Linked DNA regions of Mus musculus: region 1 is linked to region 2. The links are chromatin loops, found by intact Hi-C in ENCODE. Cell type or tissue: heart. All regions are shown on one strand.

Region 1 (8,000 bases), 410 kb before region 2:
ATCATGGAGGAGAGAGTTTTTATGACTGAAACTTCCTAAGTTCACTCTGTAAGAGAGGGCTTAGGGGTCTCTGAGCCCATCATGATTTCCCAGGAACAGTCTGTTCAACCGGAGGCACTGCAACTTCTCAGGTGGGAATGCCATGAGAGCGAGACCGAATCAACAATATGGTCTTAAGTGGACAAAGACTATGGTCACATATGCAGAGGCAGATGGATCTCCTAACACTCTGCTTGACATCAGAAAGGGACAACCCATCCTGAGACAAGAAACTGCAGATTCTCCTGACAGAGCACACCATCTTGTGTACTTATAGTAACAAATCTCATCTGATACCACACACGTGTTCTACATGTTGCTCAGCTGTGGTAGTTGTGGTGATAGTGCATCAAACAACCTAAGGAAAGACTTCTTTTGAGTCACTTTCTGACATCTTTCTATTACTTGCTTAGCGTGAACATTGTGGCCTGTGATGGGGCAGAGTATCATGGTGGAGGGAACACAGTGCAGCAGAGATGTCTACCTCATGGCAGCCAGGAAGTGCAGAGATGAGCTTGGACATCACAGCATGTGGCATGGACTAACAAGTGTGTTTTTCACTGTTTAACCACACTCCCCAAAGAACTAACCAGTAGGGCAGCCTTGTCTGTGACGGGTAAGGGGAACTGTCAGGAAGACAGCTATCTGTCACATCACCTCCAATCAGTCACTTTTCTTCAGGTTTACAAGGGTCAGGAATGCCTGCTGACACCTGGATGTCACACCATCAAGAGAGTAGACAACCAAGAAAACAGATGACCATCTTGTGTCCATGTGACTAGGGCTAAAAGTTGACTCCTCAGAAATCCCGCATGTTCTGCACAGCATCACCTCTGAAGAGATGGAACAGGGGTGTCACCTTTGATTCGAGGCTTGTGCCCAACAAGCCTTACTCTTCCTATCAGTGTCCATGGCTCCAGAGGGGGCATGGGGCTGCGCCTGTCAATGGTTCTACATAGCTGGCTCCTGCTGCTGCTCTAACCCTTGGCTCAAGACAGCAATACCCAGTCCCATAGTAATAGACAGCACGTGCTGAATAAAAGATTCATCTTTTGTTCTTAAGCCTAATTACGGGACATAAAGACTTACCTGTGCATATGTGGTGGGCGTTTGTGTGACTACATGCATGAGTGCCTTGGTACATGTGTGGAGGTCAGAGAGCAACCTCAGGCACTGGTCCTCACATGTCACCTTGTTTGTGACAGGGTCTCTCTTTCGTTGTTCACTGGGTACACCAAGCTGACTGTCCCCTGAGTTTCCAGATTCTCCTGTCCTGCTGTAATTGCAGATGCACTAGACTCTCACTTGGATTTTATGTGGGCTCAGGGAATGAGATCTTAGTTCCTCAGACTTACATGGCAAGCATTCTGTCCAGAGCCATCGCCTCTATCAATTACCCTCCCACTCCCCTTAAAAGATTGTATAGTGTGAATATGTCCACGTGAGACCAAGGGCCTGTGGAGACCAGAAAAGGATATCCAATCTCCTGGTGCGGAGTTTCAGGCAGTTGTGAGCTATCCAACAATGGTGCTGAGAGCTGAACTTGGGTCCTTTGGAAAACCAGTACGTGCTCTCAAGCGCCGGGCCATTTCTCCAGTTCTACCAGTACCCTTTCTGAATCCACTCTGAAAGTCATTTCCTGACATGGGACCTGAGAGTCATGAACAATAATTTTGTTCTCAATCTATGGTCAGTATGACTTCAAACTCTTTTCCCTTCATAGATGTTACTTTGTCCCTGTGGCCTATACATAATTAACTTCTCACTCCTTTGCAGTCTGCATTCTGAGAGGTTTAAAAACACAAAACCAAACAAAAACCAATCGAGAGCTCCGTAAGGGATAGAACTGTGCACGGACCGTCTTGCTATCTCCTTGCGTGTGTATGGAAAAAAGTGGGGCTCAAGAAATGTTTACTGAGCTGAACCAAATTCACGATACTCCCCTATCTCTCCTCAGCACACTTCCTATTACGTGTTATTTTCAGAAGCCAGCTGTTTCTTTAGCTCCACCCAGAGCTTCCTTTGAGTCAAAACACAAAGAAAACTCATACATTTATATCTTTTGCTATCCCATCTTTAAACAATGTCAGTTGGGTGAAAAAAAAAATCTGCCTTCATAATATGGGGAAATCAATAGCCTTCTGAATCAATCATCTTAAAAGCCAAATCATCAAAAGGTAGCAATAAATTCAAGCAGAATTTGGATGCAGCTAGCACGGGCATTTAAATTCCTTGTTGGCAAAGGATTTTTATCTCCCTCCTTTGATGAATGGCATCAACTTGTAACTCCTGATCAATCCGGTGGAGGCCGAGAGGATGCAGAGATAAAAACTGCCTTTAGTGAGGCCAAAGTTCAAGAGGTAGGCTAAACCCATTCACACCCATAAAACAGTCATACCTCGTACACACGTAGGGACCATTTCCTCTTTGTGCTGACTCACAGCCTCACAGCCAGAGAATATTTTTTTCTCAAAGGTGAGGGAAGACTCTCTAAGCTGGGGAGCCCCAACTCGACTCCATTCATGCACCTGCTGCCTCCCGGGCCTTGCAGCACCCGGCAGTCTGCGCAGCCCAGAGGTGACAGGCGCCCATCAAGCAGGGGCGACCCAGGGTCAGGCCTGGGGACCCCGACCCCCGACCCCCGACCCGGGCCCGGCTCCCGCACATGCGCACCTCTGGAAGACCCCCGCATCCAGGGCGGCGCGCAGGACCCAGCCAATGAGCGGAACCCCCGCCAGGCGCTTGATGTTCTTCAGTGGGATGCCTTTGCTGCCGCCGCGGGCCAGCACCAGCGCTGCCAGGTGCGGCGGCTTCTCTAGGCCGCGCCCCGCGCCCCGGCTGCGCTGCAGCTTCGGGGGCCGGCCCCGGGACGGCCGTCCACGCGGGGCGGGCCCCGACGTGGCGGCCCCCTTCTCCAGCGCGTCCATCTTCCTCCCACGCCGCCGCTCCAACGTCTCCACATCCGGGAGCTCGGCCCCGCCGACTCCACTCGGTACCGCCCGCCTGCTGTGGCAGCTGTAGGCCACGCCCACGGCTCCGCCAGCCCCGGGGCACGCTGGGAGTTGTAGTTCCCCGCGCCGTCACCCTGCAGTGGGGCCGGCCAGGTGAGCTCAGAGGAGCCTCTAGTTGAATGGCGCTTTGTGCAGTGTTCAATAATGTCTGGAGATTTCTAAAATAAATGAGAATTAGTCCTCCTCCACTCATCTCCTCCTCTCCAGCCTCTTTCCGTTTTCCCATTTCTTCCTCCCCTTACACCTTCCTCCATTTCTTCCTTCTTCCCTTTTTTTTCCCTCTCCAACCACTCCCCATCAACATACTAGGTAACTTCAGGTCATGAGAAGCTGAGTCGGGTTTACTGGGCAACAGCCCCTAGCCATAAAGAATTGCTTAGTCCCAGCCTAATTGTTTCACAAACAATATTTTGGGCTCTCAAACAGTATGAGAGAGAGAGAGAGAGAGAGGGAGAGAGAGAGAGAGAGGCAGACAGAGAGAGAGGCAGAGAGAGGCAGACAGAAAGAGAGACAGAGACAGAGAGAGAGACAGAGAGAGAGAGAGAGACAGAGAGAGAGAGAGACAGAGAGAGACACACAGAGAGAGAGAGAGAGAGAGAGAGAGAGAGAGAGAGAGAGAGAGAGAGAGAGAGAATGTCTGTAAATGGGCTCAACCTGCAACAGCAGAAAGCTTGGGGCCCCTCGCTGTTGCAATAAATCAGTCTCAACCTGTGGGGATCAAGGTCTATCTTCTCTACCTCACTTTTCTTACAGTTATCATCATCCTCTTTTCTTACAGTTATCATCATCCTCTGCTTTGCTCTCTGACTGGAGCTAGCCTTGAACTCACTATATAGTTCAGATTAGCCAGGAACTCATGACATAGCTCAGGGTGGCCTGGAACTTGAGGCAATCTGGCTGAGCTGCCACTCCCAAGGAATGAATGAATGAATGAACTGAAGACCCTCCCCACTTGGAAACTTCTTAGTCCATACTATAGCATGGATCTATTTTATGATTTAATGCTTTTATATTAAACATCAATCTTCCTATGCTCCTGATTCATCTCCCTCTCCAAGAAATTGCCCCATTTTAATGTCCTACAGGTGCCTCGAACTCAACATTTTAAGCCATCGTCCCCCTCCCATGGGCTTGGCATTCCCTGCTAATTCAGCCAACAGTGTTACCTTCTGCTGGTGTGTCAGCTTTATTAATCCCTTCCAGTGTAGTGCACACCTGTTCCCTTCTAAAAAAAAAAAAAAACTTTTAAAAAGTTGTCTGATAAAATATATTCCTTTGAGAACCCACTGCCTCTCCCCAGGTGCGGGTGGGGTGTAAACACACATTCTTTTCATAGTAACAGTGTGTGACAATCTTGGCCCTTGAAATGTCCTATCTTCCTGAACACAGCTACAAGTCTTTCCAGACTCCTGTGAGAACAAAAGATCCTTCTCTTGTTGAGTTTTTGGATGTTAAAAGACTGTGTAAGTCTGAAGCCTGGGAGTAAAGGGGTGGAGAGATTTGGTATTCTGGAAGAGCCAGGGGGTCTACACTCACTCTGAAGAAAGCCAACCCAAGATATACAGAGAGGAGAGACACTGTCCCCTTTCAACCAAGAAGGGAGCTAATATTGACAGTACTGGACACTTTCACCAAGTCCTTTCTAAAGTGGATCCAAGTTGGATTCTACTGTTCTTTGCCTATCAGCCTTAGAGACACAAAGTCTGGAACAGCACTGGGTGGAAACATTGTTGTCATACGGAGCTAATTCAAACTCAAAGCCTGAAGGAGAAGGAGGCTCTTTGTTGATTTAGCCTTGAGCTGAAGACAGCTGCTGGTCCCATTTCCCACAGTGCCAAGTCAGCAGGAGCTACCCTTGTTCCTTTGTCCCCATGTCAGGGACGGGAGGCTGGGAAGAGAGATGCGCTATTTACAAGAAGATCACACTGTTGTTTGTGTCCATGCTCACTAGCTGGGCTCTGGCTGATCCTAGCCACAGAGCTGGGCGCTACTGTTCTTTTTAAGTGTGTAGGAGTCTGTGATCTAGGAGGAAGCCAGAAATAACAGAATGCCCCAGATAGCACTCTGTCCATTTCTCGAACTGCCACAATCTTATTGTGTGGGCAGAGCACAGAGATCATTGCATGGGACAGAAAGATCCTGCGAGTGGAACAGAGTGTCTCAGTGATCTATGGTTTTTAAGTGACCTTGGGAAAATTACTTTTCCTCTTGGAACCTAAATTCTATGGTAATAATGATGATCACTTACAAAGGTTGTTCTGAGGACTGTGGCAATACATAAACATGCTCAGTACAGTGCATAGAATATAAAAAATGTTCAGTATAGCTAATTGAATATAGTCATAGCTCCAAAGGAGAGCTTTAAAATAACTGTGGGTTAGCAAAAGAGGGCTAGATTACAAGCAGGCACAAAAGGTAGTATTTTACACAAGGTAACATATTTTTTGACAGCATAATACTTCGAGAGGCTCTCCAGTAAAGATAAAGTGTATGGGTCAAGCAAGCTGTGCCAAAACATTTTAGGATATTTGTTGTGTAACCTGTACTGTAAGGTTTCATATCTGGAAGTAAATTATAAACCACCTTGGGTCTCCATTTATCCAACCATCATATCTGTTGTGTTTTATAAAAAGATAAGAGAGAAGGAATTGTTTGGTAGAGTGGTAGAGTGTAGTAAGGTGTGGAGGCACGGGGTGCCTCTGTGGGGCCCAGGCGGAGGCATCCCTTCTCCCTCTGAGGGACCAGCCACAGGCCAGTACAGTATAGAATAGAATTTATTCAGGGGAGGGGTGGGGAGATGGAGACGGAGCCGGAGACAGAGGCGGAGAGCGGAGGAAGAGGACGGGGAGGAGAGCTTTAAAATAACTGTGGGTTAGCAAAAGAGGGAGCTAATGTTGACAGTACTGGACACTTTCACCAGGAGGAGGAGGAGGAAGAAGAAGAGGAGGGGAGGAGGAGAAGGAGGAGGAGAAGAGGCTGACTATGAGCATGTGGAGGGGGAGGAGGAATGGAGAAAGAGGAGGAGCAGAAAAAGAGGAGAGAGCAGCGAGAGGGCAAGAGAGAGAGGAGTGGGCAAATAGCCCCTTTTATAGTGAGTCAGGCACACCTAGCTGTTGCCAGGTAACTGTGGGGCGGAGCCTAGATGAAATGCCAACAATATCATCTTTATTCTCACCCTCCATACACTGATATTTCTTCTTAATTACATTTGCTAATGCTAGAAGGACATCTGTGTTCCCAATGACTGACAGAAATCTTGGAACACAACCCTTTTGTTGCACCTGTATCCTCACTCATTGGTAAAGGACAAGCATTTATTAAAAACAGTAATGACCACAGGACTCTCCTAGGTATGGTAGAGGAGAGCTTTTACTGTAGAAATGATGCAGAGCATAGCCAGAGGCATCTGGAAGGGTCCAGACTGACCCAGGAGGGTGAGGTGAGAGGAGAGAGGAGCAGAGAGACTGCCTGGGAACCCAGAGACCAAGAGTCCAAGAGGTTAAAAAAGGACCAGTAGCCAAAATTGCTGAATTTATATAGGAATTCGAGAAGCTGGGGGGTGAGAAGGTGGGAGGTGGGGGAAGGTAAGCTCAGCCCCTGGGCTGGAGAGTTTAGGGTAGGGGGTGGAGTATGCCAGTCAGGAGGAGTCCTAACAAGTACTGAAAGCGTCTGGGAGAACCTGGTGGCCAGGTCCTCTTTGATATGTTAAAAAGGCACCCCAGCTAGCCTTTTGTCCTGAGTTTGAGACATAATAAAATGGGTCTGAAGCATATTAGGAAGCCTAGAAAATAAGGAAACTGGAGAATTTTACTCAGCCCTGTTAATGCCCCATGAAAATAAAATATATTTAATAAATAGATTGTAGCAGGATCCCATGTTGAAAATGCAGGTCGTAATTAGAAGCTACTCAGGCCCGGGTTGTCCTTCACACGGGGCAGCAGGTTCTGTTTTCTAAGGGCATGTGCTATTTGCAGATTCCGGTTTTTGTTACATTCTGGTATCTGCGGTCTGGGTGGGGCTCCCCTCCTGTTACATTCAGGCTAAGACGTTGCCAGATGCCTCCGAAGCTGAAAAGGAAAAGGAAAGTGTTTTGCCCTTCATCTCTAGACTGGAAGTCACTGCCAACTTTGTTTTTAGTGCCATTATGAAACCAGTTTTGGGTACAGAGGTCTGTGACTTTTCAGGTCGATGGCAAACAGTTTCAAAGGCTGGGCGAATAGTTCAGTAGGTAAAATGCTTGCCCGTAAGCATGATGACCAGAGTTTGATCCCCAGCACCCTTTAAAACAACAACAACAACAACAACAACAACCAGCCCAGTAAATGCCGGGCAAGCCTGTACGCTGGGAAAGTAGAGACAGAAGATGCAACGGTTTGCTGGTCAGCCAGTCCTGTGCTCCAGGTTCAAGAAAGAAACAGTGTCTCGAAAAATAAGATGAAGAGGAAGTGAGGAAGACACTTGATATTGACCTCTGACCTCCAAATGCACATATGAACACACACACTGATGCTTTGTAACACGAGGTACGACGCCGTGGGAAGGGGTGTCTTAGTGCCGCCCCCCCCCCCATCTTAGCCCAATGATGGGTCCAGTATAAAAGGAAGCTTATCTGGGACATGGGAAGGAGGTCTGGCGAAGGGAGAAGAGGCAGAGAAAGCAAGGGGACAGAGAAGGACAGAAGGCAATGGTTTGCAATCTGTGGGTGCCGATCCCTGTGGAGGTTTAATGATCCTTTCACAGGGGTCGTCTAAGAACAACAGAAAACACACACGTTACCATTGTGATTCATAACAGCAGCAGCATTACAGTTATGAAGTAGCAATAAAGCCAATTTTATGGTTGGGGGTCACAACAACATGAAGAACTGTATTAAAGCCTCAGCCTTAGGATGGTTGAGAATCACTGCCATGGGGTCTAGTGGTCTTGTAAGACGCTGGAGAGCTTTAGCTT
Region 2 (8,000 bases):
ACAATTCATAGGACCAAGTACCCAGTGTTATTTCCGCTGTATGTCAGTGCCTTGTGTTGGATCATGGGTATTCTACAAACACCACCAGAATCTGAAGCATGTAAACGGAAGCACAGAGCTCATCCCAGCAGGTGACTTATCTAATAACGGGACTCATGCCTCTAGCCTACAGAGTTTAGGGGCTTAGATAATAGTGGAGACAGAAGTATGCTTAGGAGAAAAGAAGCAAACCCCGGGATTTAACAGTGCAAACATATCATTTAACAGGAAGAAGTCTTACATGGTCTTCACTTTTCAACTGCTTTACTCCAGATTCGATGACCTTAATGTTGGGAAAGCGACTTTCCAGCATAGTACCTGGCTGTTCTTCAACATCAAATTCTTCCAGTACTTTAGAAACCTTTATGAGATCAAACAGACTTTTCAGTGCACATGTTAAGGAGTTATTCCTTTGTCTTATACAGTACTGCTTCATACTCACAAACAAGGCTAGCCCACTGCAGTGCTGCGGTTTGATCTCTTATATCTCCCAAAGACCCACAAGTTAAAGGTCTGGCGGTCTCTGGGTGGTGGAGCCTAAGGCAGGGACATTAGGCTCCTTGTGGAGCAAGACTACAACTCAGTCCTTCAGCTGACGAGCAGTGGGCAGCTTTGTTCTAGCACACACTGGCTGCCATGCTCCACCTTCTTGCAGGAGAGAACACTGAGCCACCTAATCATGGACTGACCGACCCCCTTCCTCCTCTTTCATCCCGTCCCTTGAGGTTGACACTCTCTGGCACGTTGCCATGTTGACAGAAAGTGGATTACCACATGCGTTATACAGTGGAGTGAGAACTGGGCTCTGCTGCCATGTCTTCAACCACAAACAATCCTTCAGACCCCTACAGATCAAACTCCCTAGTTTGTGTAAACCATTACACAGAACTCTGCAGATCAGTAATTAACCTTGGCTGCTCTTCAAACACTGCATGGGAATCTGACTGTATGGCTTTTGCAACATGCCTATTTTCAGGAGCTTTTTACATTGTTTTTTTTTTTTTTTTGAGTTACCAAGGAACCTAGAGGCCTATATGAATACACACAATGAGATTTGTCTTATTAAGAGATAAAAGTTAAAATCTCAGAATTTTCTAGTTCAGTTAAAAGTAACTATCTAATATACATTGAACAATTGAACATGTAGACTTTTAATGGAAAAAAAGCTTCAGACTTCTCAAGACAGAACAAATTCAACACACAGTTCAAAGGGAACTGTGTCACATCTTCCGCCGAGCCTCTCACCTGTCTGAAGTTTGTAACGGCTTTGATAACAGGAGAGGCTGTGACTAGGAGAATGTCTTCCTCTGGGAAACTGACAGCCAGCTGAGTTTTAAGGAGAAAGGACAGGAGAGAGAACATCAGGCATTACTGAGTAAATGATGCTGTCATGGTGCTATGGCACTGTAAGTAATAAACCGTCAGTGTCTCACATGTAAAATCGTGTTATTCTGAGTGTTAGCCACAGTGCCACAGCACTGGTGATGGTAAACCCTTACAGTGATAAGATGAACAGTACAGTCACGATAAAGGAGAACAAAGACCTAAAACCACTACAGCAGTATCTTTGGCCGACTTATTCCATATACCAGTTTAAAGCTATACAGCCAATTACAGACTGCTTACTTACTTCCATTCATTTTAAAGTAGTGTTTTTACTTGCCTTCGCTGAGGATAAAATTAAAGCAAGGCTGCGATATGAGACAGAATCTCAGCATCACTCTTCCCATGGCCCTCACACTCCCTCTCTGACTAGTACATACTCAGGGAAGACAGAGCCATTTGAACCTTAGCTTAACAAAACACAAAGACTTAACATGCAGCAGTTTCACGATTTCTACCTTTTCCCTACACTCCGGAGGGGGGTGGTCGTTTGCTCATCTTGGATTCTGTTCCACTGCCTGTCCCATGTCCCTGCTCATGTCCCACGAAGCTCAGCACCCTCAACCCCACGCCCTCAGGCCATACAACAGTCCTGTGACTCAACCTATTTGAATGTCCTATATCTGACCACTCTCTGCCTTTGTTTCCTCTTCATATTCTGTAATCTATCTTGTACATTTCTTGTTGGATCAAGTTCTCAAAACTTAATACTCCTGAGAACTATCTACAGGTTAGCTTCCTGCTTCACACAGCTGTCGACCATTTGCCCTTAACACACACACTGTAGCTAATCAAATTTACAAAGCTTTCACCCCTAACTCGAAACCATCTATTTGCAGACTTTCATTAAACACAGCAAGTCGTATCAACCTATGTGGTCTGAACTCTGGCAGTCTTCCTTGCTTCTGTCTCTTATCAGCTTCTCTGCTTGCAATTTAAGTCATGCTTTCTTCCCATGAAGGCTACACTGTGGAGTATGTTTTTCTTCTCTATTTGGTAATCTTTACACATTAAGAGAAGTTAATTACCCCTTACCTTAATTCACTCCTACCAGTAACTCCTAAGATTAAGGTAACACAGTGATGACGTGACTTGGAATATGAACTCTTTGATGGATAAACAGGAGCTGCACCACCCAAGTTTAACAACTCAAAAAACACTTCCTGCTACTATTTCTGGTGACTTCAGCGGTTGGTGATCGCAACAAAATAGTTCTTTTCTGTAATACGCACATGTAAACACATCTGATTCATTTGTTTATCATGATTAGAATTTCCTCATCTGTAGTCCTTTGCCCCAAACTTCTGCTAGACATGAAATTTTATCTTTGGAGTTCAAGGTAACGTTGAAATTATTTATTAACGTCGTGGCACTTATCAAGAAACTAAATTTCATGTGTGAAGGAAATCTGAAAAGTGGGAGAATTTTCTGTCCAAACGCCAAGGTCTCCTGCCCACTGGCACACTATTCCACCCGGAGTCTGGTTCGATTTTGGATTCCTAGCTAATTAGGCACTGTCTACTCCTGGCCCCAAACGCTACAACGGGGCTCTGCGCAGCCTCCCCACCAGCGGCGCCGCCGAGTGGGCGTGGGGAAAAGCCGGAAGAGCGACCCGCGAAGCGGTGCCGCCCGCCGCAATCTCCCGTAACCACGACAACAGGGTCCAGAAGGGGCGGAGCACGCGCCCACGAACCTGCTCGGCACACGTGACGCCAGCGATGCCACCTCCTACCACCACGAATGTCCCTGCCGGTCGCGGGGCCTCCATAGTTCCCCGGGGGCTGGCGGCAGACTGAACACTGGTGAAAGTTCCAGCTATTTTCTACCCGGAAGAGACGCTGCCCACAAATCACTTCCGGCGCTCGGGCCATTGACATTGGACTACGGGTGCCCGGAAGCTCACACTTAGTCCGTATGAGTATTTCCCACGTGTTTTGCGTTTGAAAATCTGGAGGCAGACTTTCCGGCTGTTACCACGCCCACATCTTGAACTCTGGTTGCCCCTGCCTTAGGGGACTTTCATGCGAGCCTCTTCTTATTCTGTAGGGGAAGAACTCGAATCCTCTGGAATAGTCTCGATTGCTGCCCTTCACATAGCAATGGGATATTGTGAAAACTCATTCTTTTTGTTTTTGTTTTTGTTTTTTGCGAGACAGGGTTTCTCTGTATAGCCCTGGCTGTCCTGGAACTCACTTTGTAGACCAGGCTGGCCTCGAACTCAGAAATCCGCCTGCCTCTGCCTCCCGAGTCCTGGGATTAAAGGCGTGCGCCACCATGCCCGGCCTTTGAAAACTCATTCTTTATGACATCTTTATGACAATCAAATACTGTTGAATAGTTGAAGAAGTTAGCCTCTAACTTCCAATTCTGAGCTCAGTAAAAATGTACAGGTGCAAAAACATAGCATTTCTTAACAGTTATAGTTTCCTAGTGTTCATTTGCCTGAGGAATGGCGTTCAGAAATGGCTGAGTTGTTTTCACCTCTTTCCTCTGCAGTATCCTCTCTTACCTTGCTGTTAATCTTTGTGCCCTTGTGGATTGTCTCGCTTGGCGGTTTGATTTTAATATTAAGGCCTTTTTTAATCGTCTCTGTCTAACACTGGTATTTATTGATGCCTCTTTAATTCTTTAAACTCTGAGGATGGCCAATCTGGGTAACAGGGACTCTATATCTCATTATAGATATACACTGCTTCATCGTTTTACAGGAGACCATTTGCTCCTCAGCTTTGAATGACACCGCTGCTTTCTTTCTTTTCTTAGCACACACAACGTCAGCTTTTTGCAACTCCTTTCCCTCAATAAGCTGCCGCTCCTCATCAATAACTTTAATAACTGTAAAATGGAGAAAGGAGTTGCCTCTATGTAGCCCAAAAACATCTTATGAGTTTAAACCTACCCTGCTTTACTTCATCCCAACTACACCAAAGTCGTAAGCTCCTTGACACGACCCCAGCTACTATTTCTGGTGACTTCAGTGGTTGGTGATCTCAGTAAAATAGTTCTATTTGTAATACCCACATGTAAACACACCTGATTCATTTGTTTATCATAGTTAGAACTTCTGTTGGACATGTTACTCATCAACATAAATAGAAATATTAACTAATATTCAAACTGTATCCATTCACCATTTGCTGTTTTACTTTAGAACATAAAAAAAAAACAATAACAAAACAGTGAAGGGATGGTCAAGAATAAAAAGAATAAGTAGGCCTTTTGGACTTTAAAGCGAAACAGCAAAAAAGTATTTTAAATATATGACATATTTAAATGACACATATATATCATCTATCTATCACCTACCTAGTATCTTAAATATATATATATATATATATATATATATATATATTTATATATATATATGATCTTCATAGGCACCGCACACACATGACACACAGGCATGCATTCAGGCAAAACACTCATATGCAAAATATAAAAACAGTCTTTGTAAAAATAAAAGCATACTTGTAGCTGGGCAGTGGTGGCACACGCCTTTAATCCTAGCACTTGGGATAAAGAGGCAGGCAGATTTCTGAGTTCAAGGCCAGGCTGGTCTACAGACAGGTCTTCCAGGACAGCCAGGGCTACACAGAGAAATCGTTTCGAAAAACCAAAAAAAAAAGTATATTGGTATGCTGCTAAAGAAAATCCCTCAATTTGTATTATCTTATGTGTATGGATGTTTTGCATATATATAAAATTATTAATATCATGTGCATGCAGTACCAGCAGAGGCCAGAAGAGGGCATTTGCTTGCCTGAAATTGGAGATGATTCTGAGCTGCCATGTGGGTTCTGGATGCTCTGGAAGAACAGCTAGTGTTCCAAACCTACTGAGCTATCTCTCCAGATCTTTGTTAGTTTTCTTAAGAAGTACACATGCTCAGTTGTTTAATACATACCCCTAAAAATGAATAAATATTAAAAAATAAAAGTATTTTAGTTAGAAAAATATGTGTTGAGAGGAATAAATGAGAACAAAACATATAATAACATGTAATAATATACCATTTTTTGTATTATTTTTATGCTAACCAAAAATTAATAAAATCTATAAATCTATAAAAAACAAAATAGAAAGTATGATATAGGCGACCAATATTGGGTTGGTAAATTTTAACATAAAAATGCATCCAAGAATATAGATGTATATGTGTGCATAGGCTGTCTCTGATTCCATTGCCTTGCATTGGATCCCCTTCCCCTACCTGGACTGCCTGAATGGGCCTCAGTGGGAGAGGAGGTGCTTAGTGGTACCCAGGGGAAGCGTACCCCTCCCTAAGGAGAAGGTGGTTGGGTAACTGGGGTGGGGAGACTTGTAAGGGCAGCACTGGGAAGAGAGGAGGGAAGGGGCTGTAACTGGGATGTAAGGTGAATCAAAAAATAAATTATGGACAGAAAAAAAAAGAGAAGGCAATGCCTTCCTAAGATTGGGCTGTAGCTAAGCCTGTAGGGCATTTTCTTAGTTGGTGTTCCATGCCTTCCACCCCTTGTAGATGTTGCTATTCTCTGGCTGACAGTGCTGGGTTTTGTAAGAAAGCAGGCTGAGTAAGCCATGAAGAGCAAGCCAGTAAGCAGCACCCCTCCATGACCTCTGCATCAGCTCCTGCCTCCACATTCCTGCCCTACTTGAGTTTTTGTCCTGACTTCTTTAGCTGATCAAGACAATTCTCCAAGCAGTTCTTTCTTGCTATTCTAAAAAATTATCTGGATAGCTCATCTCTTGCAGATCACAAGCCCAGTCTTTTATTTTACACAACAATCCAGTCATTTACACCAGGTCCCCCTTTGATTGTCCTATGAATCAGCCTCTCATGACCCCAGCCCTTTGATTCTTAGGGGACAGCAAGAACACATACTTTTTTTTTTTTTTAACATTGCAAAGGAATTCTGCCCACCTCTTATAAGCACAGACAATAGACTGGTTAGGTGGGAACCCACCCTGAAATTACTATTTCTACCACACCTAGACCTAACATTGCCATGTCCCCAGCCCTAAACTCAGGAAACTGCCTGCCCTTGTAAGCATAAACAAAATCTTAGGTGGGTGGGATCTCCTGCTATCACCACTCCCTAAATCTTTTCATATTCTTCCTTAATATCTTTCTGACAAGGTGGCTGACAGCAAAACTGCTTTTGTTCCTTTAGATTTGTGAATCCCCCAATATAATTCATATTGCACCCTTACATTTTACATAGTTGAGAAAAAAAATATATATATAGATTTGAATATATATTTGAACTCATGCTGTCCTGAAGGTTCTAGCAGTCTATCATTTTGCTGAGGCATTAGTCACACTTTCGCCTCTAGACTCAGGCCACCTCTGATTATCTCAGAGTCATTAATGCTGACAGGGAGGACATACCTTGAAGGATGAATGCGAAAATATGTACATTATTATACAAAGAAGCCATGGACACTCGTGGATGCCTATGCCTTGTTGGCCCCGTTCCATAGCCAGCAACCATGTCATTCCACCCTTACCAACGCCATGCTGGACTTGTCAGACAACTTCTAAGTTTCTACTACTAAACTCATCTTAGGTGTAGGGCATGGAGGCTAATCCCCCAGCCTCCACCGACTAAGTGCTGGGATTATAGGTATTCTTAAAATTTGTAATTCTTAAAAACTTAATAACTTTTATTTATATGTATGCATGCCCATATGTGCAGCATGTGTGTGCAGTGCTTGCGGAAGCCACAGGAGGATGTCATGTCCCCTGGAGCTTGTTGTGAGTCACCTGATGTGGGTGGTGGGAACCAAATCTCTGTTCTCATTGCTGTGCCGTCTCTCAGCCCCATGGGTCAGTTTTGCAACTGCTTATTTCAGATGGAAAACATGTCTTCTGGAGAGAAACATCATTTAATGACAAAAAGGTGAATCACATTTCATTTTATCTTCTTTCTCTTTTTCCTTCTTTTTTTTGTATATGTCTAAATGTATGTATGTATGCACATATGTGCTCATGAATTTTTCTGGGATTTACTGTTGGTCTGATTTGTATAGGTCAGCAATGTTTATTTGGTTTTTTTGATTGTTTGTTTTAAATAAAGGCCAAGAGATTATTGTGTGTTATGTAGTCCGCTCTGGTGAGTCATTGCTGATTGTGTCACGGAAATGTGAGGACAGTCACGGGTGGGAAGTAAATGGATTAGGGCAGCTATGCTCCAGTACAGCCATTTGTAGATGCTGAAATATGAATTTTATAACTCATGCTTGTAGTCTCAGCCTGAGGAAAGGTGAGGTAGGAATCTTAGGCCTCAAGATAGAGGAATGAATTCTTCAGTTCTAGGGCAAGACCCATCTCAAAACCCAAATAGATTAGCATTTTAATTTCTTTCTTTTTCTCCTTTCTTCCTTTTTTTGTTTTTTGTTTTTGTTTTGTTTTGTTTTGTTTTTTTTGTTTTTTTTTTTGAGACAGGGTTTCTCTGTATAGCCCTGGCTGTCCTGGAACTCTGTAGACCAGGCTGGCCACAAACTCAGAAATCTGCCTGCCTCTGCCTCCCAAGTGCTAGGATTAAAGGCATGCTCCACCACTACTCGGCTCTTTTCTCTTTTCTTCTTCTTCCTCCTCC

What was found. A loop is a pair of places that touch in the nucleus more often than their neighbours do. Peaks named below come from ENCODE experiments on the same cell type or tissue, not always from the same donor. Only the 100,000 strongest peaks of a DNase experiment are listed, where the experiment ranks them.
Region 1: it touches region 2 in a loop (5-fold over the local background); 6 of 42 quality-filtered maps call a loop at or near these places.

Annotation. Positions count from the first base shown.
Region 1 is chr6:142,751,739-142,759,738 of GRCm38, reverse strand. Cmas (cytidine monophospho-N-acetylneuraminic acid synthetase) reads right to left here and starts at 3,053. Exons shown (of 8, transcript NM_009908.2): 1 at 2,713-3,053. The coding sequence starts at 2,966. It overlaps LOC115490443 (a long non-coding RNA gene), which reads right to left and starts at 2,431. Exons shown (of 2, transcript XR_003956544.1): 1 at 1,129-2,431; 2 at 1-872. In heart, no CTCF peak of the experiment used is centred here; DNase peaks (open chromatin) are centred at 3,018 and 7,058; H3K4me3 peaks cover 2,057 bases; H3K27ac peaks cover 1,992 bases; H3K27me3 peaks cover 1,213 bases.
Region 2 is chr6:142,340,923-142,348,922 of GRCm38, reverse strand. Pyroxd1 (pyridine nucleotide-disulphide oxidoreductase domain 1) reads right to left here and starts at 3,226. Exons shown (of 12, transcript NM_183165.3): 1 at 3,116-3,226; 2 at 1,285-1,365; 3 at 281-400. The coding sequence starts at 3,190. In heart, a CTCF peak has its summit at 5,160 (motif pointing right); a DNase peak (open chromatin) is centred at 3,192; H3K4me3 peaks cover 1,309 bases; H3K27ac peaks cover 882 bases.